Linked DNA regions of Homo sapiens: regions 2 and 3 are each linked to region 1. A link is a loop called in an ENCODE intact Hi-C map of the cell type or tissue named here. Cell type or tissue: natural killer cell. All regions are shown on one strand.

The links. Hi-C counts contacts between places; a loop is a spot of excess contacts. Peaks named below come from ENCODE experiments on the same cell type or tissue, not always from the same donor. Only the 100,000 strongest peaks of a DNase experiment are listed, where the experiment ranks them.
Region 2: it touches region 1 in a loop (9-fold over the local background); 2 of 110 quality-filtered maps call a loop at or near these places.
Region 3: it touches region 1 in a loop (2.2-fold over the local background); 4 of 110 quality-filtered maps call a loop at or near these places.

What each region holds. Positions count from the first base shown.
Region 1 is chrX:65,983,328-65,991,327 of GRCh38, forward strand. No RefSeq gene overlaps it. Among named protein-coding and RNA genes, the nearest start is that of MIR223HG, 28 kb to the right of the region's middle. In natural killer cell, CTCF peaks have their summits at 3,119 (motif pointing left), 3,320 and 3,522; a DNase peak (open chromatin) is centred at 3,064; H3K27ac peaks cover 1,536 bases.
Region 2 is chrX:66,043,263-66,051,262 of GRCh38, forward strand. No RefSeq gene overlaps it. Among named protein-coding and RNA genes, the nearest start is that of VSIG4, 7.2 kb to the left of the region's middle. RefSeq lists an enhancer at 3,360-3,409. In natural killer cell, no CTCF peak of the experiment used is centred here; a DNase peak (open chromatin) is centred at 3,809; H3K27ac peaks cover 2,796 bases.
Region 3 is chrX:65,922,239-65,930,238 of GRCh38, forward strand. No RefSeq gene overlaps it. Among named protein-coding and RNA genes, the nearest start is that of MIR223HG, 89 kb to the right of the region's middle. RefSeq lists an enhancer at 4,278-4,477. In natural killer cell, no CTCF peak of the experiment used is centred here; DNase peaks (open chromatin) are centred at 4,233 and 4,553; H3K27ac peaks cover 1,435 bases.

The DNA.
Region 1 (8,000 bases):
ATTTATAGATTCAATGCTATTCCCATGAAACTCCCATTGGCATTCTTCACAGAATTAGAAAAATCTACTTTAAAATTCATATGGAACCAAAAAAGTGCCCTTATAGCCAAGACGATCCTAAACAAAAAGAACAAAGCTGGAGGCATCACACTACCTGACTTCACACTATACGACAAGGCTACAGTAACCAAAACATCATGGTGCTGGTACCAAAAGAGACACATAGACCAATGGAACAGAATAGAGATCTCAGAAATAAGACCACACATGTACAACCATCTGATCTTCAATGAACCTGACAAAAACAAGCAATCAGGAAAGGATTCCGTATTTAATAAATGGTGCTGGGAAAACTGACTAGCCATATGCGGAAAACTGAAACTGGACCCCTTTCTTATACCTTACACAAAAATTAACTCAAGATGGATCAAAGACTTAAATGTAAAACCCAAAACCATAGAAAAAAATGTAAGCAATACCATTCAGGACATAGGCATGGGCAAAGACATCATGACGAAAACTCCAAAAGCAATTTCAACAAAAGCCAAAATTGACAAATGGGATCTAATTAAACTAAAGAGCTTCTGCACATCAAAATAAACTATCATCACAGTGAGAAGGCAACCTACAGAATGGGAGAAAATTTTTGCAATCTGCCCATCTGACAAAGGTCTAATATCCAGAATTTACAAGGAACTTAAATAAATTTAGAAGAAAATAAACAACCCCATTAAAAGTGGGCAAAGGACATGAACAGACACTTCTCAAAAGAAGACATTTATGCGGCCAAAAAACATATGAAAAAAATCTCAACATCATTGATCATTAGAGAATTGCAAATCGAAACCACAATGAGATACCATCTCACACCAGTCAGAATCACGATTATTAAAAAGTCAAGAAACAACATATGCTGGCAAGGCTGTGGAGAAATAGGAATGTTTTTACACCATTGGTGGGAATGTAAATTAGTTAAACCATTGTGGAAGACAGTGTGGTGATTCCTCAAGGATCTGAAACCAGAAATACCATTTGGCCCAACAATCCCATTACTGGGTATATACCCAAAGGAACAGAAATCATTCTGTTTTAATGATACATGCTCACATATGTTTATTGCAGCACTATTCACAATAGCAAATACATGAAATCAACCCAAATGCCCATCAATGGTAGCCTGGATAAAGAAAATGAGGTACATATATACCATGGAATACTATGCAGCCCAAACAAAACAAAACAAAACAAAACAAAACAAAACATGAGATAATGTCCTTTGCAGTAACATGGATCAACCTGGAAGCCATCATCCTCAGCAAACTAACACAGGAACAGAAAACCAAACACAGAATGTTCTCACTCATATGTGGGAGCTGAACAGTGAAAACACATGGACACAGGGAGGGAAACAACACACACGGGGTCCTGTCAGGAGGGTGGGGAGAGACGGCATCAGGATAAATAGCTAATGCATGCTGAGCTTAATACTTAGGTGATGAGTTGATAGGTACAGCAAACCACCATGGCACACGTTTACCTATGTAACAAACCTGCACGTTCTGCACATGTTTCCTGAAATTTAAAATATAATAATTTTTTTAAAAAGAAGAAAAAGAAACTGGTTGACTGAAAAAAACCCACTTCATTTCTCATAGTTTCCCTTTCTCATTTGTAGAACAAAGACTAGATAATCCTTAAAGTCTCTTCCAATCTGGAAACTCCGCAAATGCATAAACTTTCAATAACAAAGGCCCTGTTCCAGATGACATGGGGGCATAATTTGGTAAGACAAAATTCTTGCTCCCAAGCAACTTCACATTTAGTAGGGAAAATAGACATGTATTGTAATTGCCCCTCTTATCTCCTCTGGAATCCTTGGCCCAATTCACAAATCCTTGGCCCACTCTCCAATTAAAAACTCCCTTATAATGCCGCATTTTCTACTGGATAGAGTCAATACTTATTGACATGCTAAGTATTTGATAGAGCAGTTATCTGAAGATACACTCTCTGTCTTCTTATCTATCTCTTTTTTTTTTGGCATTCCAGTATGGCTCCAATCTAGCTTCCTCAATCCTTTGATGTGCCTTTGTTATCACGTAACATGCGCAAAACTAATGTGGTGTTATATATCTGTCATTCTCTAGTTTGACACTTAGATCCTGGAGAGCCAGAATTAAGCCTTAATCTTTTATGAGTCCTTCACATGGGAACTGATATAAAATATACAACCAATATATGTTAAGCAAAAGAATAAATAAGTAAATAAATTAAACAAATCTAACATAAGGTAGAATGTGATCAATGCCATAAGTGAAAGGCATAGATAAAGCACAGACGAGTCTCAAGCATCTGATAATTTGTGACTAGTAGAATTAGGAAAGCTTCTATGGGAATAATGTTGTGTGACAATGTCATTAAAGATAATTAAGGTTTCATCTCATGGAAGATTCCAATGGACGGAGCCAAGTCAAGTCAATAGAACTATGCAGAGGATATGTTCAGAGACTAGGGAACAGTCCAGCCTGGCTGCTCCACGGAGGTTGATGAAAGGGCAAAGAGGGACACTGGTAAAGTTTGTTGGTACCAGATTATAATAAACCTTTAGAACCAGGCTGAAAGTTTTGAATTTTCTTTAGGAGGCAATGAAGAGCACCAGGTGGCTTCTGAGCAGGTAAACACTGTAATCCAATGTGTGCTTGATGGAAAGGAGTAAAAACATGGTGCCCGGGAGGGTCTTAGAGTTTGTGTAGTGATGCAAGACAGCCTGACAGGCAAGAAGACAGACTCTAGACCCTGCTGTGAGGAGGAAGAAGTGTGGCATTCCAGCATGTTTATGAGAACTCAAACACATTGTAACTTAGTGATAGACGCTAACAATCTCAAGCAGCCTTATTCTAACAAATAATGACTCACTCTTACCATTTGTGAATACTAGGCAGCTGTGGCTCTTATATATGTCAGTCATCTGGGGTGCGACATACCAAACCTAACAGGGGATTCACAGTTCTGACTGAGCTCCATCAGGACTGGCTCCTGTGTGACCTGGCCCATCCAGTTGTGGGTTGTTCCCTTTGTTACTAGGGAAAATTTCCCTGCGTTAACATTGCCCTCTAGTGGTTTTTGTTTCCTACAACCGGAGGTACACTTACCCCAACCTTAAACTTTTCCCTTTCTCAGAGATTGCAGTTTTCTTTTCTGTCTCTTTGTTTTCTCTTTCATCTCTACCTTCTCTTATTTCTCCCTCCCTTATTCCATGCAGTGGAGTGAGTGAAGCAGACAGGCCTAGAGAGAATTAGCCCAGTGTTACAGATAAGGAAACTGAGGCTTAGAAATGTGAAGTTAATTTGCTCTACACATTCAGCTACAAAGCATCTTAACTACAAAGTGACTGGATTAGAATTCAAACCATATATCTGAACTTGGAATTCTGGTTTTTATCCAATTCACTTTCCTCCCTTCTTCCTTTCTGTTCTCCCTCATTCCATCTCTCCCTTTTCATTCACCCTCCCTTCCATAAATGCCAGTTGACAATTCTGTGGTAGGAATAGTGTTAAGACATAGAAATAAATAGATACTGTCTTTGAGGGAACTCCCAGTCTCTTATGACAGAGAGACAAAAATAATTATAACCCAATGTGATTATATTGTTGATAGAGTCATGTTGGATGTGCTGGATCATCAAGGATATAGGGTAATTTACCTGTTATAGAAGAGGGAGAAGGGAAGATTATTTCAGGACAAGGAACCAGTCAGCACTAAGGTATAGGTATGGGGAAATAATAAGACATTTTCAGATAAAGAGTAAGGGGATGAAGGAGTTGGGGGAGTGGGGCCTGGAGCCAGATTGTGGCAGCCTTTGTGTGCCAGGCAGAGTATTCTGGACTTTAGCCTCATTCTCTCTTTTTACACAATTTCTGAAGCTTATAAGTAAATACATTTTCTAGGCTATTACCATACCCCCACATACTAAGTTGTTTAGTTTATTTGTCAAGCAGGCCAAAAAATAACAAAATAAACTATTTTTAAGCCTGTCCAGGGGTATAATATGAGTCCAAGACCAAATGGGAATGAAACCCTGGTCTCCTGCCTTCTAGGCCTTCGGATGATAAAAATGAGGAGGGGGAGAAAGGTGGAGAAATTAACTGAAAAATAATGGGATAGATTCCAGACATCTGGACCAGCCTCAAACAAATCAACATGCAGACTATGTCCTGTTTGCTCTGCCTTCCTCTTTACTTACAGGCCTAGAGATTGGGTAGGAAGCAAATGTTTGTTTATCAAAGTATATTTATCCACTGACCTCCAGAATATTTTCAGGGATGGTTGCTGTTCCATGAAAAACATGCAGGTCACAATACATTGGCCTCAAATCACACAGGTATTCTCATAATACTTCCAAATAGTGCTCCTTCTTTCCCCACATCTTATTTGGGTGCATGTATTAATAATTATCAGCCTCCTAACTTTACTTCCTCACATGTATAAGGCTTCCCTTGAACAAAGACTTCTCACGAGCGTTGGGTTCTTCGGCAACCCTAGGAGAGAAGTAAGGAGGTGAAATCAGGTCCTCATTTTTCAGAAGAAGAAACAAAGGTTCAGAGATGAACTTGCCCCCAACTAGGGGAAGGAGGCAGAGTAGGATTCCAAGTTCAGTGCTTTTGCTACCAGTTCCTGTTAGGAAGTGTACTTAAAGAAGCACTAAAGCCACAAGCTTAGTGAAGGCTCATTAACAACACTTTCATTAGCATACTTCATGGTTAATTTCCATTTCCTGCACAATTTCTCCAGACTCAGGGTCCTGAGAGCTAGAGGAGTCACACTGAGCCATTGTTCTGGTCAGTGTGACATGTTTCCATTCTGAGCCAAATTTTCAATAAAGGTCCTCTTTTTTTTTTTTTTTTTTTTTTTTTTTTTCCAGACAGAGTCTCATTCCCTCACCTAGGTTGAAGTGCAGTGGTGCGATCTGGGCTCATTGCAACCTCTGCCTCCTGGGTTTAAGCAATTCTCCTGCCTCTGGCTCCCAAGTAGCTGGGACTACAGGCATGCACCACCATGCCTGGCTAATTTTTGTATTTTCAGTAGAGACAAGGTTTCGCCATATTAGCCAGGCTGGACTCAAACTCTTGACCTCAAGTGATCTTCCCGCCTCAGCCTCCCAAAGTGCTGGGATTATAGGCATAAGCCACTGCACCCAGTCAAAGGTCATTCTTACTCTACAAAATAGGGTTATTCGGGAATAAAGAGAACCCTCGGAAATGCATGGCAAGTTGAACAACATTTATGCTTATGGATTCAGGAACTGGAAATATACCAAATAATTAATGTAGTTTTTCTTACCAGATAAAACAGTCCTTGCAGCTTCTTCTGCCATTAGCTGCTTTTCTTTGATAACTGACTTTCTCTTTGTCTGATGACAGGGGATGAACCTCAATTTTATATATATATATATATATATATACACACACACATATTTATTTATATATATAATTTTCCTTTAAATCTTCACAAAACACTATGAGTTAGGTGTGTAGCATTATTATCCTTTTTAACAGATGAGGAAACTGAGGCCCAAAAAGGTTAAATTGCTTGCACAGCATCATATGGTTTGTAAGTGGCAGATCTGAACCCAGACAGTCTGATTTTAGAGCCAGTATACTAAGGTGCCATTCATTTTGTCTTGCTTTTAATTTCAGCATTCAGGGCCTTTCACTCCTTACATCTTGCCCCAGTCAGTTACCCTAGGGAACTAGGTTTATTCCATTCCTTATATCTTTGCTTAAGCCGCAACCCCCACCCCACCCTCACCTGTGCAGCGATTTGGAGGTTTAATTCAAAGTTCTCCACAAAGCCTTTTCTTAATACTCCAAAACACCTACATTTTTATCATGGTTAGCACGGAATACTCGAATGCCTTTTCATTGTCTCTTTTTATTCAGGGATAAATATCTTTTCAATTCTATTTTCACTGTTTCAAGAGCAGAGACACTTCTTTGGTGACACTCACATACCTTTAGTGCAATATCTAGGCACATATTTCAAATGAATCTATTTTCCAAATGTAAATAAATACGGGTTTGACAATAGGTCACATTATCTGAATCTGGAATAAATGGTCCCAGTCCACAGGGTAGACTTTGGCTTGTGTAACAAACACTGGCTCAATTAAATAATTATTTGCCTTATCAGTTAATCATCTCAAGCTTACCAGAATGTTATCAGCAGATTGAACTACAATATTAAGTGTTTACTACATGCCAAGCACTGCACTGGGCAATATTAAAAATCCTTTTTATAAAAAACCCTCACACCATCCCTGAGAATGAATTCCCACTTACAGAATTAGATAATTTTTATGACTTGCATGCAAAAGCACTGTTACATGTCAGGACACTTTCCATGGCAACAGGTCTCACCAGGGTCAATCTTTAATGGGAGTTCTCCAAAGCAGAAGAGTTGAATTCTCTTAGTATGGAAGGGTAAGAATTCTAAGCTCATCTCCTTCTAAACAGTTGCAGACTAAGCTGGTGCCTTATTATAAATTAGAACTAAGGTTGGAAGAGGACTTTTAGTGGAATCATTAAACTAGCAAAAGGGCCTGAGGGGTTTTTTGTTTGTTTGTTTGTTTGTTTTTTATTAAGTGCTTTAGAGAAGGAGAGATAAAGAGAAGGATAGATAGGAAGGTGTAATTTAACTTATTTAAAGACTCTTTATAAAGGAAATTATTTAAGAATTATCTAGACAGATAAATGATAGATAGATGATAGATATTTTAATGGATCACATTAAAATGTTCTGATGAGTGGCTAAATAAGTGTGGTATAACTAAATAAGTGTGGTAAGAGATATTATGCAGCCATTAAAAGCCATGGCTTCAAAGAATATTTAGCAACATGGGGAAACGTCAATTTTATGGTGTTAAGTGAATAAAGGAGAACACAAAATAGTATGAAAAGTAAGATCTCAATTAGGATGAAACAAAATACACACGCACACTCAAAAAAAGGTCTAGAAAGAAAAGCATCAAAAATATTAACTGTGATTGCCTCTGGGTTATAGGATTATGATGGATTGTTTTTCTTTACATATATTTTGCTCCCTATCCTTTCAAAGTTTTCTGCTCCCAGCAAGTTTTAATTCTGTAATAGCAAGGGAAAATATAAGTATTTTTTAAAAAAGAAAGGTTTGTGTGTGTACGTTTGCCTGGGAGTAAGGGTAGAAAAATACCAAGAGTGGATAAAGAAAATAGGATTATTCCTGGGGCTAGGAAACAGGGAGCTGAAAGAGAAGGAATAGGTTAGAGTAGCTCACTGAAAGTTAGAAGTAGCTATTTAGAAGACTCAGAGCTTCTTTGTTGCTTTTCAGAAGGAATTTAGAACCTGTAATGGATGTGTTGGAAATTATTTTTCTGTATTTGTATGTTCTGTTAACAGTGGGGGCTGAGGAGAGAGGGAATGGGTGTCTGGGTAAGGTGATTGCAGTGGGAAGTACACTGAAGGAGCCTCAAGCACAAGTTCAACTTTAGGGCAGGGATTTGGATGTAGTTCTGCCACTCCCACTCCAGTCCCCATGCTCTGTACAGGACCTGACAGAATAAGCTGTTCAGTGTTTGCTGACCAGAACTTTGAGTAGCACAGAGACAAAGGCCCTTCTACCCAGAGCAGAGATTTCCATCTAGCCATCTAGGATTTTCCTCTGCTTCACTTTGTGTGTGTGTGTTAAGGGAGGGTAGGGGTGGGGAGTGCTATTTCCTTATTTAGGCAAACTCAGTGACTATCATACTGTTTAAACTTATTATTTTTATTATAAAGACATTACATATTTATTATAGAAAAATGCAAAAATGCAGGTAAGTAAATTTTAAAAATAAAATTATCTACAATTCTACCACCATCACGACCCAAAGATAAACCTGCAAACATTTTGGTGTACATTCCTTCAGACATTTTTCTGTGTGTATATTTATTCTTTTTTAGAAAATTTTTCTACCAAGTTTTTTA
Region 2 (8,000 bases), 60 kb after region 1:
ACATTGATGTACAACACACAAAATATACACACAGAGACATGTAAGCACAGACACACAAAATATGCATGCAAACACACAAATACACATAGACCTGCACATAGACATGAGAAAACAAGCAATGAAACACAGATTCATACACTTAAGCAGGACATAGGTAGATAATACATGCATATAAACATATGAACACTTAAATAAAAACACAGATATAACATACATATACAGAGAAATACACATATAAACATCAACCTAAAAATACATAGAAAGATAAACATGAGGGTTTAGAAGAAAACTAACAATAACAGGCCTTACATATTAAGGGACAAAGGAATGGCAGAAACTGTTTTGTACAATGGGAGTTGAGAAGTGGTAGCAATCCCTATGGACTTCAGTGGTTTAGGAAAGCTTTCTAGAGGAGCTGGAGTGTGGGCTGGGATGTGAGATTTGGTTAGCATTGGATAGGCAAAGAGGATGGGGAAAAATTCCAGGTAAGTGGTAGAGAAAGAGCCAAAGTCCAGAGGCAATCAAAGGCAAGAATGATTCTGATGAACAGGGAGAGTCAGTTGGACTTTAGCTTGGTGTATATTTAGAAAGGCAGGAGAAGAAAAAGCTAAGCCAGATTGTGGAGGGTATTGAAAATAAGGCCAAAATGCCTAGACTTGATCTTAAAGACTTCTATGGGAGCCGTAGAAACTTCTATGGTGAAACGGGGGCCTGCTGCGGTTGAAAGCAGCTTCTTAGGACCAAATCTGTTTGCAGAATATCAATGGAATAGGATGGGGAAATTGGAAGCAGAAAACTGAGAGACTAATTAGACTATTGGTTGTATAATGCAGTGGAAAGAGCATGGGAATGGGCATTAGGAGACCCGGGTTCATTCACCTCTCTAGGCCTCAGTGTTCCCATCTATACTCTAAAGGTGTCATATTCACCCATGGATTTTCAACCTATGTTCTGGGGATCCCTAGGAGTTCTGTAGCAGGGAAGAGGAAGGGAATAGACAGAAATTTAGGTGACTGGATTTCAACCAATGGTGTACTAGAGACAACTTAAATTCTAAGAGCTGATTGTGTGAATTTATTCCTAACTCTGTGTTTAGTGACATTGTGTTGGTAGTTTGAAAGAAGCCATGATGAAGATATTTACAAGACCCTAGACGTAAGACCAGGCATATAATAGGTATTGAATAAATGCATATAATGCACTTTTGATGTTTCTGACACTGTTCTAGGTCCTGGGGGATATAGTAATAAAGAAACAGACATGAAACTTAAATTTTAATAGAAAGAAAAAAGTTTAAAAAACAACCAAGCAAATATCAAAAGGAAAATCAATCATTATATAATTATATATTATATGGCTCAGCCATGATATACCAGTAACATAAACACTGAATCTTGCTCTCACCACCAACATTGTCTATAAATAATTTATTTATTAATAATAAGTTGTGGAATATGAAGACAGGAAATACTCATATATGTATGTGCAGGACTTGGGTGAATAGAGGTGAGGGAGTGAATTAGAGCTAGATTTTTAAGAATAACAATAGCAATATGAGCATGTTATTCAGAGATATGAAGTCAAACACTGGCCAAAAAAAAAAAAAAAAAACAGCTAACAAAGTTGAAAATGATTGTCTTGGGGAAGGGGAAATATTTTAACAAGCTTCATAGAAAGATTTGATTTTCTTGATTATGTCTATCTAGCTAACAAATATGTATATTGTATATAATATGTCAAATGTTGATGAGTACCATGAAGTAAAATAAAGCAGAGCTATGGGATAGACAGTGTAAGAGTGTGATAGGCAGAGTACTAAACCCCCAAAGATGTCCGTATACTAATCCCCAGAACCTGTGAATAAGTTAGGTTACATGGCAAAGGAGAATTAAATTTGCAGATGGAGTTAAGGTTGCAAATCAATTGACCTTAACATAGGGAGATTATTTTGGATTACCCAGGTGGGTCCACTGCAATCACAAGAGTCCTTAAAAGTGGAAAAGGGAGGCAGAGGAGTCAGTTAGGTAGGGGGAAATGTGACTATGGGAGAAAGGCACAAATAGGTGTAACACTGCTAACTTTGAAGATGGAGGAAGGGAAAACATGTGTCAAGGAAAAGGGGTGGCCTCTAGAAGCTTGAGAGAACAAATAAATGGATTCTGCCCTAGACCCTAGAGAAAGGAATGCAGTCCTCTGACATCTTCATTGTAGCTCAATATGATTCATGGCAGACTTCTGACCTCCAGGACTGTATGATGGTTAATTTATGTTGCTTTAAGCCAGTAAAGTTGTTCTAATTTGTTATGACAGTGATGTAACACTAATACAGAGAGTAACGAGATAGCATGTATTCTCAGAGGAAATAATATTTGAACAAACCTGAATGAAATATGAGAGTAGGCTTAGCAGATATCTGAGGAAAGATAATTCCAGGCATGGAGGACTGCAAGCGCAAAGACTTTGAGGCAAGAACATGCCTAGAATGTTCAAAGAGGTGGGTTTGGAGCAGAGGGAGTGAAGGAGAAAATTGGGAGAAGATAAGATGGGAACGGAAAAGGGTGAGGGAGAGTATATTATGCAGGTTCTTGTAGGGCATTTAAATGATTTTAACTTTTATTCTGAGATAAGGAACAATTGGAGGGATCTGAACAGGAGGATGAGACAATCTTATTTGTGTTTTAAAAGGATTGCCCTTACTTCTCTATTGTAGAATATAGATGAGCAAGAGTAGAAGCAGGGGTACCAGTCTGGATTTGCAACAAATGAGTAAATGCAGGACAGTGACAGTGAAATCAGAGTATAAGGGGTGGATGCCAGAGACTGTGGAAAGAAGAGTGACTAGGTTTTGGTTATGTGGCAGAGTGAATCATGGCTAAGTGGAAAGCATAAATACTACTCATGTTGTAGATATGGCTGTCCTGGGCAACAATAAGGCCATAAACAGAGCTCAGAAAGTGTTCAAGGGGAGGGGTTATTTTTAGCAGAAGACAGTTTGGGATTAGCCATGTGGAAACAGAGATGATGGGACTCCTGCAGTGAGATGTCCTCATAGGGTGAAGAAGGTAGGACTGGAGTTCAGGGGAGATCATGCCTAGAGGGAGAACTTTGACAATCATTCAAAGACATGTGATGGTGAAGCCATGGGAGATTGTCATATCCCTCAGTATAGGAAAGTGCAGAAAGAAGCAGGTATCTAAGGATGGAGAGCTGAGAGTTCTATGTGGCACTCAACTCTCTCCTTCACCACCAATTCTAGATCCATACTTAAAATCACAGAAAGTCAGAGCCTACAGGACCCTTTGAGACCACAATGAGTCCTCCTCCTTCGCCTTGACTTCACAGGGGAAAAACATGAAGCTTAGTGATGGAATAGAATGTGTTTAATGATACACAGTGAAGATCAGTGGCAGAGGTAGGACTAGAACCCAGACTACCTTTATTTACATCACACTGCCACTCGTGCTGCTACATCCTCTAATTATGCAGGTTCTAAGAAATTACCCTCAAAAATGCATTTGGGAGAGGCCATTTCTAGACTGGACAGAGTGGAGCTGCTTTGTCCTTACTGAGCCCTAGTTGCTCTCTCTGAAGTGAAAAGCTAATAGTATTAATCAGTCAACTAAAACAACCAAGAGTGTACTTGAAAATCAAGCTGGGATCCATTGGTTACATGCATGCATGCAGAATGGAAAACAAACAAAAAATAAACTATATGCCACCGCCCTTATTTTTGATTGAACAATAAGAAGCAGTGTTTTTTGAGCTCTGGTTTTTAAGGTGACAGAAAAAGAGGAAGTGAGACAGTTGTGGCTGTGAGTGGGTGGATGTGATACATAAACTGAAAAAATTTTGTCATTTTCCTACTTCCACCCACTCTACCTACTGACTTGGAGAGTTCAACAAACAACAGCCTAGGAAGATCCCTGGTAGGCTAAGCCTGCAAGCCTTTTTCCTGGTTCCTCTTAAATGGACTTTCAATTTAAATCCAATTAATTTCATCAAAAGACTCGAGTACTTACTGTGTATGTCAGGCTTGTGTTAGGGACCTTACAAAAATTTTCTCCTTCATTCCTTCATAGTAGCTTTATGAGAAAGGTACTAATTTATTCACATTTTACAAAGCGTGTAAGGCTCAAGGCCTGGGCTCCAAATTTAATTTGAAATGGAGCTGGGAATTGAACCTATACGGTTTAAGGATAGAGTCCATGTTCTGGCTACCACTATCCAATACTGACTCTTGTACTATGAGTTTTATCTCTGTAACTCTAGGCCCAGCCAAGGGACTCATATGTGTCAGGTTCCGTCTGTTAGGTATAACCAAATTGAATGTAGAAGGTACTATCCTAGGAGGTTAAACTAATATAAAACTACAAGGAAACAAAGATCCAAATTCCCCTCAGAGTCAGGAAAGGCTTTGAGGGGGTAGGTCATGGCATTTCCAGTATACTTTGAGGATTGGGTAGGTCTTTTTCCTTTTCCATTTTTTTTTTTTTGAGACAGAACCTCCCTCTTTTTCCCAGGCTGGAGTGCAGTGTCATGACCACCGCTCACTCCAGCCTCAAACTCCTAGGCTCAGCAATCCTCCTCCCTCAGCCTCCTGAGTACCTGGGACTATGCACACCATCAGTGTAGGTCTTTTATAGGAAGAATTAAGAGCAAATAAGGAGGTTGTTCCAAATGGAAGTTCAGGGTGAAGCAGGACGACTTTTGTACAGTTGAATAACTTCATTTTTAGCATCTCTAGCCTTGACTAGTTTGCTAGACTGCAGACCCCAGATGTGAGGCAGCTGTTTTCTTCAGGACAGGATTTGACCTATGCTATACCCAAATGCATGTAATACAAAAAATGTAATAACATTTCTGCTGTACTAATCTTATGTTTGCTTTCCCTAAGCACATACTATCTGGAGGATTTCAAGGCATCCATGCCCATATTAGTAGGTGGAAACAAATAAGCCAGCATTAAAAGTTCTCCAAAAAATAGGCAAATTAATCTAGAGTCATAAAGTAGGTTTATTGCTGCATGGGGTTAGGATAAATTTCTGCTTAGGGCCAGTGAAAAAATGGGAAGTGACTGCTAATGGGTATAAGATTTCTTTCTGGAGTTGTGAAAATATTCTAAAATTGATTATGGCAAAGGTTACACAGCTCTGTGAATATACTAAAAACCACTGAACTGTACACTTTAAGTGGGTAAAGTTTATGTTCTATAAATTATATCTCAATGAAGCTGTTGAAAAATTCATTACAGTTTTGGAAAAAGTTTTAATGGCTTGGGAAAAAGTTTAAGTAATAAACTTTTAAGTAATAAACTGTTAAGTAATAAAGCAGAATATGAAATTGTACATAAGCCATAATCCAAACTAGGTTAAAAGTATGACGAGCTTGCAGATAATGTTTAATTTTTTTCTTATAATTTTTTGTATTTTCAAATTTTTCTAATAATCATATATTTTCTTTAATAATTTATTTTTATAATTTTCTTCAAGTATGCATCAGATATATATTTTAATTGGTAGACCTAAAATAATTTTTCTTTTGTACTTTTTACTTTGTTCCATTTTCTGATTTTCTACAATTAAAATGTACAATTTTAATAATCAGACAAAACGAATGCATTTGAAAATACCATAAAATATCCATTATACATTATAGCATCTACAAATAAGTAAGAATAATTTAAGTCAACTAATGAAAGAATGAACACTCAGGAGACAATTTGCACCAGAAGTAATATGTTTGGCTAGTGAACACATAGAAATATGCTAAACCTCACTTATAATAGCCAAAGTATAAAAACAATTGATGCTGCCCATTTTTGTTGAAGGTGTAGGGAAAAAGACACTTTCATACAGGGATGGTTGGAGTTTAGACTGTTGCCACCACTCTAGAAAGTAATTTGATAATACCTATTAAGATAAAAAAATTTTACTGAGCAATTAAAGTTTTAGGATGTTATTCAACAGAAACATTTACACTAGTGTATGATGAAATACAAGATGTTTATTGCATCATCGATGGTAATATGGAAAACTTAGAAGCAACTTAAATGCCTATCAATAAAAGATCGCTTAAATAAATGTTAGTTCATCAATATACTGAAGAATACTACAAAGCTATTAAAAAGAATGGGGGTAGTTTTATATGTACACATACAGAAAGATGCCTACAACATATTATAGATGAAGAAAGTAAAATTTAAACAAGAATGTATGAGTCCATTTTTGTTGAAAAATATAGGTTAATATATGCATAGAAAAATTCTGTGAAGGGCAGACAACAAATTGTTTTCTGTGGGGTAGGTTTATGGGGGACTTTCAGTTTCAACAAAAAAGGAAAACTGAGTTTTAATCCTAGATTTTCTAATTACTAAGGCATGAGGCCTTATATAAGTTGGTTTCCATTTTCTCATATGTAATGGGGCTAAAATTTGTATGTATTTCATAAAGTTACCTTGAAGATAACTAATGTAACTAATAAATATCAGTTATTTAAAATGTAAGCAATAAATATCAGTTATTTTGCTTTATACTACAATTTTTAATAATTTTTACACATTGTTTCTAAAATCAGAAGAGAAGGTAAGAAGATTGACAATCCACGTTCAAATAATGGTTTGGTGACTTTGTCAGAGTAGCAAGTAAGATGAGCAGAAACTGTATTAAACCTCCCCATGAGGAACAGAATATCTGGTAACCTACAAAGGAGCTCCCCAGATAGGGAAAGCCTTAGATCTCTATTCTTAAAATTTACTGGAAACTGAAGCATTTTTACATGCATTATCCCAAATCTGTCAGTTATTATTACTCTATAGATAAAGCAGAGTCTCTGAAGTTAACTAACTTCCCCAAAGTCACACATCGTGGAACCATGAATCTTACCAGGTTCTGTGTGACTCCAAATTTGTGCTCTTTCATATTGCACAACACTGTCCAGATTAATTCAAGTGGAGAGTGAACTTTTTCTGGTACATCCCTTAGTCTCTTGCACAGCCATTGCCTTTCACACACCCAGACTGTTTCTTTGCTTTAGGGACTGGAAAGTGGAAGTGGAACCCCCTATGTTCTGTCCTGGGATATTTCCGGGGTGAGCCAAGAGTAGCTGTGTGTCCTGCTAGGTCATGGACTTTCACTGACCACAGAAGTTGAGAACCCTTGAGCAAACTAAATTCTTATATCTTACTGGTTTGGGAGCAAAGCAGAAGTGGCAAAAGCTGACAAAACCCAGCTGGAGCAGGAATGTTGAAATGGACACAAATAAACATACCCTGTGGACACAATCAATATAAATGTTCTAAATTTACTTCTGCTCCTATGCTTATACTTTCTGTTACCTTGTAGCTAATCTTGGAGGTACTAGATACTCTTCCCTTCTCTTTTGCCCCATCTTTCAGGTGCCTAATTGTGCTATTCTCCTCTTCATCTTCATAGTCAAATTTCTCATTGAGGGTCTGTGTAGCTCACAGCTGGACTACTACAAATGTCTTCTCTTGGGCCTACCTATCTCAAATTTATGTTTAAATGTGTCCCAAACACTCTATTTTGATTATCTTTTCTCAGTCCTCAAAATGCTTCATCAACTCCTCCTCATGATCTGGCTTTATTATCTGGGGACTTAAACCTGGACTTATGCAGTAGACGGGCAGATAAAAGTAGGAAACATAAATATAATTTACTTCTAATTTTTACTATCTGCTAGAATATAAGCTTTATGAGGTAGAGATTTTGTGTATTTCATTTACTGGTATGTTGCAAGTGCCTAGAAATAGGCTTGAAACCTTGGGAGCTCAACAAATATTTATTGAATGGGTGAATGTATAAACATTCTAAGATCTTGTAGTTAATTTTCTTCCTTTGTAGTACTCAAATAGGAGTCAAATCTGCCATGTAAAATTTAGAGGTCATATATTCCAAGGAATAAGACTCTACAAGTTTTCTTGAAAGCACTGTCCAATTTATAAAACTGCTCACTGCTAGGGAATGTATTCTTTTGTTCATGTT
Region 3 (8,000 bases), 61 kb before region 1:
TTTCTGTCTTTAGTCTATCTTACTATTTTTTTCAAAAAGCCAACTCCTAGATTCGTTGATTTTTTTTGAAGGTTTCTTTGTGTCTAGCTCCTTCAGTTCTGCTCTGATGTTCGTTATTTCTGGTCTTCTGCTAGCTTTGGGATTTGTTTGCTCTTGGTTATCTAGTTCTTTTGGCTGTGATGTTACGTTGTTAACTTGAGATCTTTCTAGCTTTTTGGTGTGGATATTTATTGCTATACATTTCCCTCATCACTGCTTAGCTGCATCCCAGACATTCTGGTACGTTGTCTCTTTGTTCTCATTAGTTTCAAAGAACTTCTTGATTTCTGCCTTAATTTTTTATTTACCTAGGAGTTATTCAGTAGTATGTTGTTCAATTTCCATGTAGTTGTGTGATTTTGAATGAATTTCTTAATTTTAAGTTCTTATTTGAAGATGCTGTGGTCTGAGAGACTGTTATGATCTCAGCTATTTTGCATTTGCTGGGGAGTGTTTTACTTCTAATTATGTAATTAATTTTAGACTAAGTACCACTTGGAAATGAGAAGAATGTATATTCTTTTGTTTTGGGGTGGAGAGTCCTGTAAATATTTATCAAGTCCACTTGATCCAGAACTAACTTCAGGTCCTGAATGTCTTTGTTAATTTTCTGTCTCGATCTGTCTGATATTGTCACCGGGGTGTTAAAGTCTCCCATTATTATTGTATGGGAGTCTAAGTCTCTTTGAATTTCTCTAAGAACTTGCTTAAAGAATGTAGGTGCTCCTGTATTGGGAGCATATGTACTTAGAATAGTTAGCTCTTCTTGTTGAATGGAATCCTTTACCATTATGTAATACCTTTCTTTGTCTTTTTTGATCTTTGTTGGTTTAAACTCTGTTTTGTCAGAAACTAGGATTGAAACTTCTGCTTTTTTTCTGTTTTGCATTTGCTTGGTAAATTTTCCTTTATTCCTTTATTTTGAGCCTGTGTGTGTCTTTGCATGTAAGATGGGTTCCTTGAAGACAGTGTACTGATGGGTTTTGGTTCTTTATCCAGCTTGCCATTCTGCGTCTTCTAATTGGAGCATTTACCCCATTGCCATTTAAAGTTAGTATTGTTATGTGTAGATTTGATCCTGTCATCTTGAGGCTAGCTTGTTATTTTGCAGACTTGTTTTTGTGGTTGCTTCATAGTGCCACTTGTCTGTGTACTTCAGTGTGTTTTTGTAATAGCTGCTAATGGTTTTTCTTTTTCACATTTTGCACTTCCTTCGGGAGCTCTTACAAGGCAGGTCTTGTGATGAATTCCCTCAGCATTTGCTTCTCTGAAAAGGATCTTATTTCTCCTTTGTTTATGAAGCTTATTTTGGCCAGGTATGATACTCTGGATTGAAAATTTTTATGTATTTATTATTTTACTTTATTTTATTTGTTTAGAATGTTGAATATTGACCCTCAATCTCTTCTGGCTTGTAGGGTTTCCACTGACAGGTCTGCTTTTAGTCAGGCTTCCCTTTGAGGGTGATCTGGCCTTTCTCTCTGGCTGCCCTTAACATTTTTTTCCTTTCATTTCCTCCTTGAAAATCTGATAACTATGTGTCTTGAGAATGATCTTCTCTTGGGAACATGTTACTGAGGCTCTGCACATTTTCTGAATTTGAATTGTTGGCCTGTCTTGCTAGGTTGGATACTTCCTTTTGGATGATATTCTCAAATATGTTTTCCAGATTGGTTCCATTATCACTGTCTTTTCCAGGTACCCCAATCAGTCATAAATTTTGTCTCTTTACATAATCCCATATTTCTCAGAGGTTTTGTTCATTCTTTCTAATTATTTTCTCTATTCTTGTCTGTCTGTGTTATTTCAGAAAGACAGCCTTCAAACTGATATATTTTCCTCCACTTGGTCTATTCTGCTATTAATACATGTGATTGCATTGTGAAGTTCTCCTAGTGTGTTTTTTAGCTCTGTCAGGTTGGTTATGTTTCTCTCTATACTGGCTATTTTGGTTGTCAGCTTCTGCATTCTTTTATTTTGCTTCTTACTTTCTTTGTGTTGAATTACAACATGCTTTTTTTTTTTTTTTTTTTTTAGCTCAGCAAAGTTCATTTTTATCCACATTCTGAATCCTACTTCTGTTATTTCAGCCATTTCATCCTCAGCCCAGTTCTGAACCCTTGCTGGAGAGGTGTTGTAGTCATTGGGACGAAAGGGGATACTCTAGAGTTTTGAGTTTTCAGCATTTTTGCACTGATTCCTTTTCATCTTTGTGAGATTATCTACCTTTGATCTATGAGGTTGCTGTCTTTTGGATGGGGTTTTTTTGGGGGATTTTGTTTTTGTTGTTTGTTTGTTTTTGGCAGCCTGGCTACTCTTCCATAGGGCTGTTCTGGTTCATTGGGGGCCCACTCCCGACCCCTAGTCCTCAGTTTTTCCCATACCTGGAGGTATCACAAGTGAAGTCTACAAAGCAACAGAGATGGAAGCGTGCCCCTTTCTCTGAAATCTCCATCCTAGTGGGGCACTGACATGTTGGCTGCCCAAATGTGCCTGTAGGAAGTGGCTAGAGATCCCCGTTGGGAGGTCTCATCCAGTCAGGAGGAAAGGATAAGGGACCCACTTAAGAAAGCAATCTGGCTGATTTTTGGTAGAGCAGCTGTGGTGTGTTGGGGATCCCTTCAGCCCCTGAGCAATTTGGGCTCCCCAAGGCCCACAGGCTTGACTGGCTTAGATATCCAAACAGCCAATGTGGAGGTCTGCCCTGCCCCCTGGGCACTCCATCCCAGGGAGATATCAGAACTCTGTTCTTAGAATATGGAAGAGGATAGATGGAGGCCCCAGCTGGGAGGATATGCCCTATAAGGGGAAGTGGATCAGGTTTCCATTTAAAAAAGAAGTCTGACCATGCCTTGACAAAACTGCCTTGTCATGCTGCAGAACCGCCTCTGCCCCTATTGACTTGGACTCTCCAAAACCCTCTGGCTGGAATGGCTGTCATCAAGTCTTCCAAACAACCAACGTGGTGGCCTGCCCTGCCCTCAGGCACTCCACCCTAGGGAGAGATCAGAGCTCTGTTCATAGAATATGAGTAAGTGGGGGTGACTGGAGGCACCAGCTGGGAAGTCTCACCCATTGAGGAGGAATGAATCGGAGTCCCTGTTAAAGAAGCAGTCTGACCACACCTTGGGAAAACAGTGATGCCATGCTGGGGCACTGCCTCTGATCTTGTCAGCTTGGGCCCTTCAAAGCCTGCAGACTGGGATGGCTGAGTTGTCCAAACCACCAAGGTGGTGGTTCACCCCTCCCTCTGGGCACTTCATTCCAGGGTGAGATCAGAGTTCTTTCCATAGAATATAGATGGGTAGGGGTAGCTGGAGGCCCCATCTGGGAAGTACCACCCAGTGAAGAGAAATGAACCAGGATCTTGCTTAAAGAAGCAGTCTGGCCACATTCTATCAAAGCAGCTGTGCTGTGCTGGGGGAACCCTTCCTCATTCGAACTCTTTGGGCACTTCAAAGCCTGCAGGCTAGAATGGCTGAGTTGACAAAACAGCAGAGATGGTGGCCCACTTTTCCCTAGGGGCTGTATCCTGTCTCAGGCAGTCTCCATCCTATTGCTATTATCTGGCTAAGCCAGTGGTCTTATCTTGTGAGGTCCTGTGGAAGTGGGCCCGCAGACTGATACTGCGTGGCTCCCTGGATTCAGCCCCCTTCCTAAGGGTATGTACCAATCTCCCACCTTGCTTGAGTTGCACTCACCTTTGTTGAGGATTCCAGGGCCGGAGTATGTAAAGCTCCTGGTGATATAACTCAGATGAGTGGAGGAACACCAGGGTTCTTCGTCTCGAATTGAATTGGATAAAATGACATGAACACACGTGAAGTGGTTTTAAGGAATGGAGAGTTTAATAGGCAAGAAAGAAGGAAGAAGCTCCCCCATACAGAGACCAAGGGAGTGGGGCTCCAAAGATGGGAGAGGAAACATTGAGTGCAATGGAAATCAGCTAGTTATATGAGGAGGCTGGAGGAGGCAGTGTCTGGTTTGCATAAGGCTCAGGGGATTGGTTTGACCAGGCATGTCATCATGTAGCCCATAAAAAACTGGCCCTCCCACCCTAGCTTTTAAATATGCAAATGCAGGGCACCATGATGTTCTACACACGTGGGGATATGTGGGGGCAGCCATGTTGCCAGGCACATGTCGGGGCAAGGGCAAGAGGACAACTGTGGGAATCGCCATGTTTGGGTGGACCCAGTTTCTAGTGGCTTGCATTTGCATATCAAAGGTTTCCTGCCCAGCTCTAAGAGTCGGAGCTTTCCTTCTAGACAGGAAGCATTTCTGCTTTCTATATTTAAGCAGGAGCTGCTTAAAAAGAAACAAAAACTTCCCAAGGACCCCTTTTCCTCTCTATCTGCCTAAAATAATTTCTTAATAACTCCTATAACACTGGGTTTCTGTGTGTGGCTGAGAAGCTGCTCTGCTGAGACTCCACACAGTTCTGTGTGTTAGGCACAAGGCTCATGAGGGGATCTTCTAATTTGAGGGTAGCAAAGATCTGTAGGAGAAGTGTGGTTTCCTGGGGTTGCATATTCACTCACCACTTCCCTTGGCTAGGGGTGGGGGTTCCCTTGGCTCCATGTCACTGCAGGGTGGGCTGTTGCCCTGCCCTGCTTTTGTTCTCTGTGGGTCAAGTTGTTTCCCTGATTAGTTCCAATGAGAGTACCTGGATACTTCAGTTGAAAGTGTGTATTTACTCACCCCTTTCATTCCTCTCCTTGAGTGCCATGGACCACAGTTGCTTCTAATCTACCATCTTGGTCTGGGACCCTGGGTTTTTTTAAGACAGGGTCTGGCTCTGTCATCCAGGCTGTAGTGCTGCAACATTCCCTTGTGGATTTTCAATTAATGCCCTTCATTATATTGAAGAATTTACCTTTTATTCCTAGTTTATTGAATGCATTCTTTAAGTTACCAAATGGTTTGGATTTGTCAAGTGCTTTTTTTTTTTACATTGATTGAGATGATTATGTTTTTTTAAAATCATTCAAATAATGTGGCATTTTACTGTTATAAATAAAGTTTCAGTGCCACAAAATAAATAGCACTTGAATATAAAATTTTCTTTTTAATTCTCAGCAAGGCAATGTACTTCTATAGAAGGGTGCAGCCTTACAGATGGAGCAATGGTGAGCACACATCTGGACAAGGGAGGGGAAGGGGTTCTTATTCCAGACACACTTGTCCCCTGCTGCTGTGTCATTCCCCTATTGGCTAGGGTTAGAATGCACAGGCTAAACTAATTCCGATTGGTTAATTTAAAGAGAGTAACAGGGTGAGTGGTTTGGCGGGAAAAATGGTTATGGCAGAGCAGGAAATTGGAATGAGTCAGGGTGGAGAATGAGTCAGGGTGGAGCAGGTAATTGGAATGAGTCAGGGTGGAGCAGGTACTCGAAAAAGGTTGCTTTAAGAAGAAGTTAAGTTTAAAAGTAGAAGGCAAATAATTGAACATACTGACATCTTGATTCTTTGAAGAGAAATTTAGAACTCATATCTAACAACCCCTCCTCTTGCATTTCCTTACAGCTCTTTCTCTTCAAACTTCTTTAACATGTCTTGGCTTAGTTGTTCTGCTTGATTTTCCAAAAGAAGCTTCTCTGGATAAGGTGGAGGATAGTTAAGGGAGGTATCAGTAAGTGTCATTTTTTGAGCCTTTGCACCAACCCATGGATGCATGGTGTGACACGGCACCTGACAAGAATAAGTACACCCATTACGGCTGCAAGGGAAGTAAGAATTGAGGCTACTATTCTTTTCCATTTACTGAACCACTTTTCTAGTCATCTTGTAAAGGGGCCATTTACCCCTGAGTTGTTGGCTAACTCATTGGACAGAGCAGTCAGACCTTGCAATGCCTTTGTTATACTTCCCTCAGGGGCGGAGTTGTTTGGGATGAAGGTACAACATTGAGTTTTAATTATGATGCAAACTCCTCCCTTTTCTGCTAATATCATGTCTAAGGTTATCCTATTTTTCCGAAGCCATCTGGCTAGTAGCCCCTAATTGCTCAGCTATTCCTTTAACAGCATCTCTAGTGTAGTTAATAGATCACTGTTGGTTGTAATAGATGTAGTTTATCCAATTTACATTTTATTAATTGTCACCCACCAAAATATTGACTCAAATCCTGCAGCTATTTGATTTTGGGCTTTAAATTGATCTGGTATTCCCTGTGGGACTCTAATTGTGTCTAAATAGATATGAGAGTCAAAAGACCCATAAGGGGCTTCTTTTGCTTTATGATGTCTTATTTTTTTTTCTTTCTCTGGTTGATGAAATGCCAGGGCGAAAGGGTTAGCCAACTGGACTAAAGCATAAGTACCACTTCAGTTACTTGGCAGAGTGTCCAGTAAAGGTCCACCATAATACCACTACACATCTCCTCAGGGATGAATAAGGGCTGACTAATTGGTAAGCTTTTGAAAATTTTAAGCTCACTGCCTCCCTTCAGGTCTCCAAGGAATGTTAAGCTTCCTCCCTGTCGTGAGAGACACGAAGTGAACTTAGTTCTGAGAGATCAAAGCTGGATGGCCCCCAGGGGCTGAGCCACAGGGTGTCAAACTTCGGGATATAGCAGAGAGAGAGCTTGGCATGACATGTTACCCCACGCTGTAGAATCCTGGAAAAGAGCTACCATACAGCCCAAGCCCAGTCAATTGGAGGACCACCCTAGTGGAAAAGGGACAATCTGGGCCTCTGGCCTGCCGTGCACACAAGCATAACAATTGTCTTAGTTTAACTTGTGGGTGGAATATTGAATCCATTTTGACCAGGCATTTACATCTTTATACTCTGTTTCAATGGCTATGGTTTGCCTTAGTCCTCCTATTTCTACTACTGAGAACTTGCTTGTTTCATTTGGCATGAGGCAAGTCATAGTTTGATTTCACAGGTTTGGGAAAGGGGCAGCCATAGGAGGTGGAGTAGGGAGAACAAAGCACACCTTAAAGAAGCCTGTAGGATCCTTTCCAGTGACCTCTGCTCCAAAACCATAGAAGTGCTTTAAAGTGGGGTTAGAGTTGCTAGTGGTAGGAATAGTAATGGATATAAGCACTGGGTAAGGAAAGGAAAGGAAAAGATAGACTAAGCTTTCCTTAGGTTTAATTTGGTAGGGCTTGATCCAGGAACAATGGTCCATGATTCTGAGGATAATGACATTGCTTGACTTGGGTGTGTTGTACCCATCCCTTTCCACTGTACGAGCAGCAGTCTCATGGTTAGCAGCACAAGGTAGGGTCCTCCCCAGGCTGGCTTGACTTTCCCTTCTTTCCACCCTTTGATGAGAACACGATCCCCAGGCTGATGCTGATGTACTGGAAACCCCAAAGGTGGTGCCTGTGCTAAAAGATCTCTTGTTTTAAGGGAAGAGAAGGTGGAGGATAAACCAAGTATATAATTTCTAAGAAACTAATCTTTTGTTTTAAATGTGGGGACATCAACAGTGGACTTTATAGTCCTTGGTGCCTTCTTGTTGATAAATTTTGTTTAGCACCTATTTTTATTAGTTTTTAGACCAAAGAAAGCCAAACACCATTTTATATTTAACAATGCTTCCTGTATTATTTTTATACCAGATAAGCTAAATTTCACCTTCATATTAGTGTGTTATTAATGTTAAGCTTAATTTTAATAAAACCTTGTAGACATATTTATTCAATTTTTAATGTCTGACCATAAGGTAAGATTTTTATAGACTCTTTTTAGTCTTTTATAATTTTTGTTAAAGAGCAAGTTAGTGCTTTAAGAAAAACCTGTTGTGCTTTTATTTTAATGTCCAGTTCACAGAGAAACCAGATGATACACCTTTAACTTTAGCCAATATGTTTACACACACAATTTCCTTTACAATTAACTTTTCAAAACTTGCTTAAACCTTTAAAACAAAATATTTTTTAACCTTTTAATGTAGGTAAAAATACACATTCTTATGCCTCCTTATAATCCTTTTACCAAAAGTATAT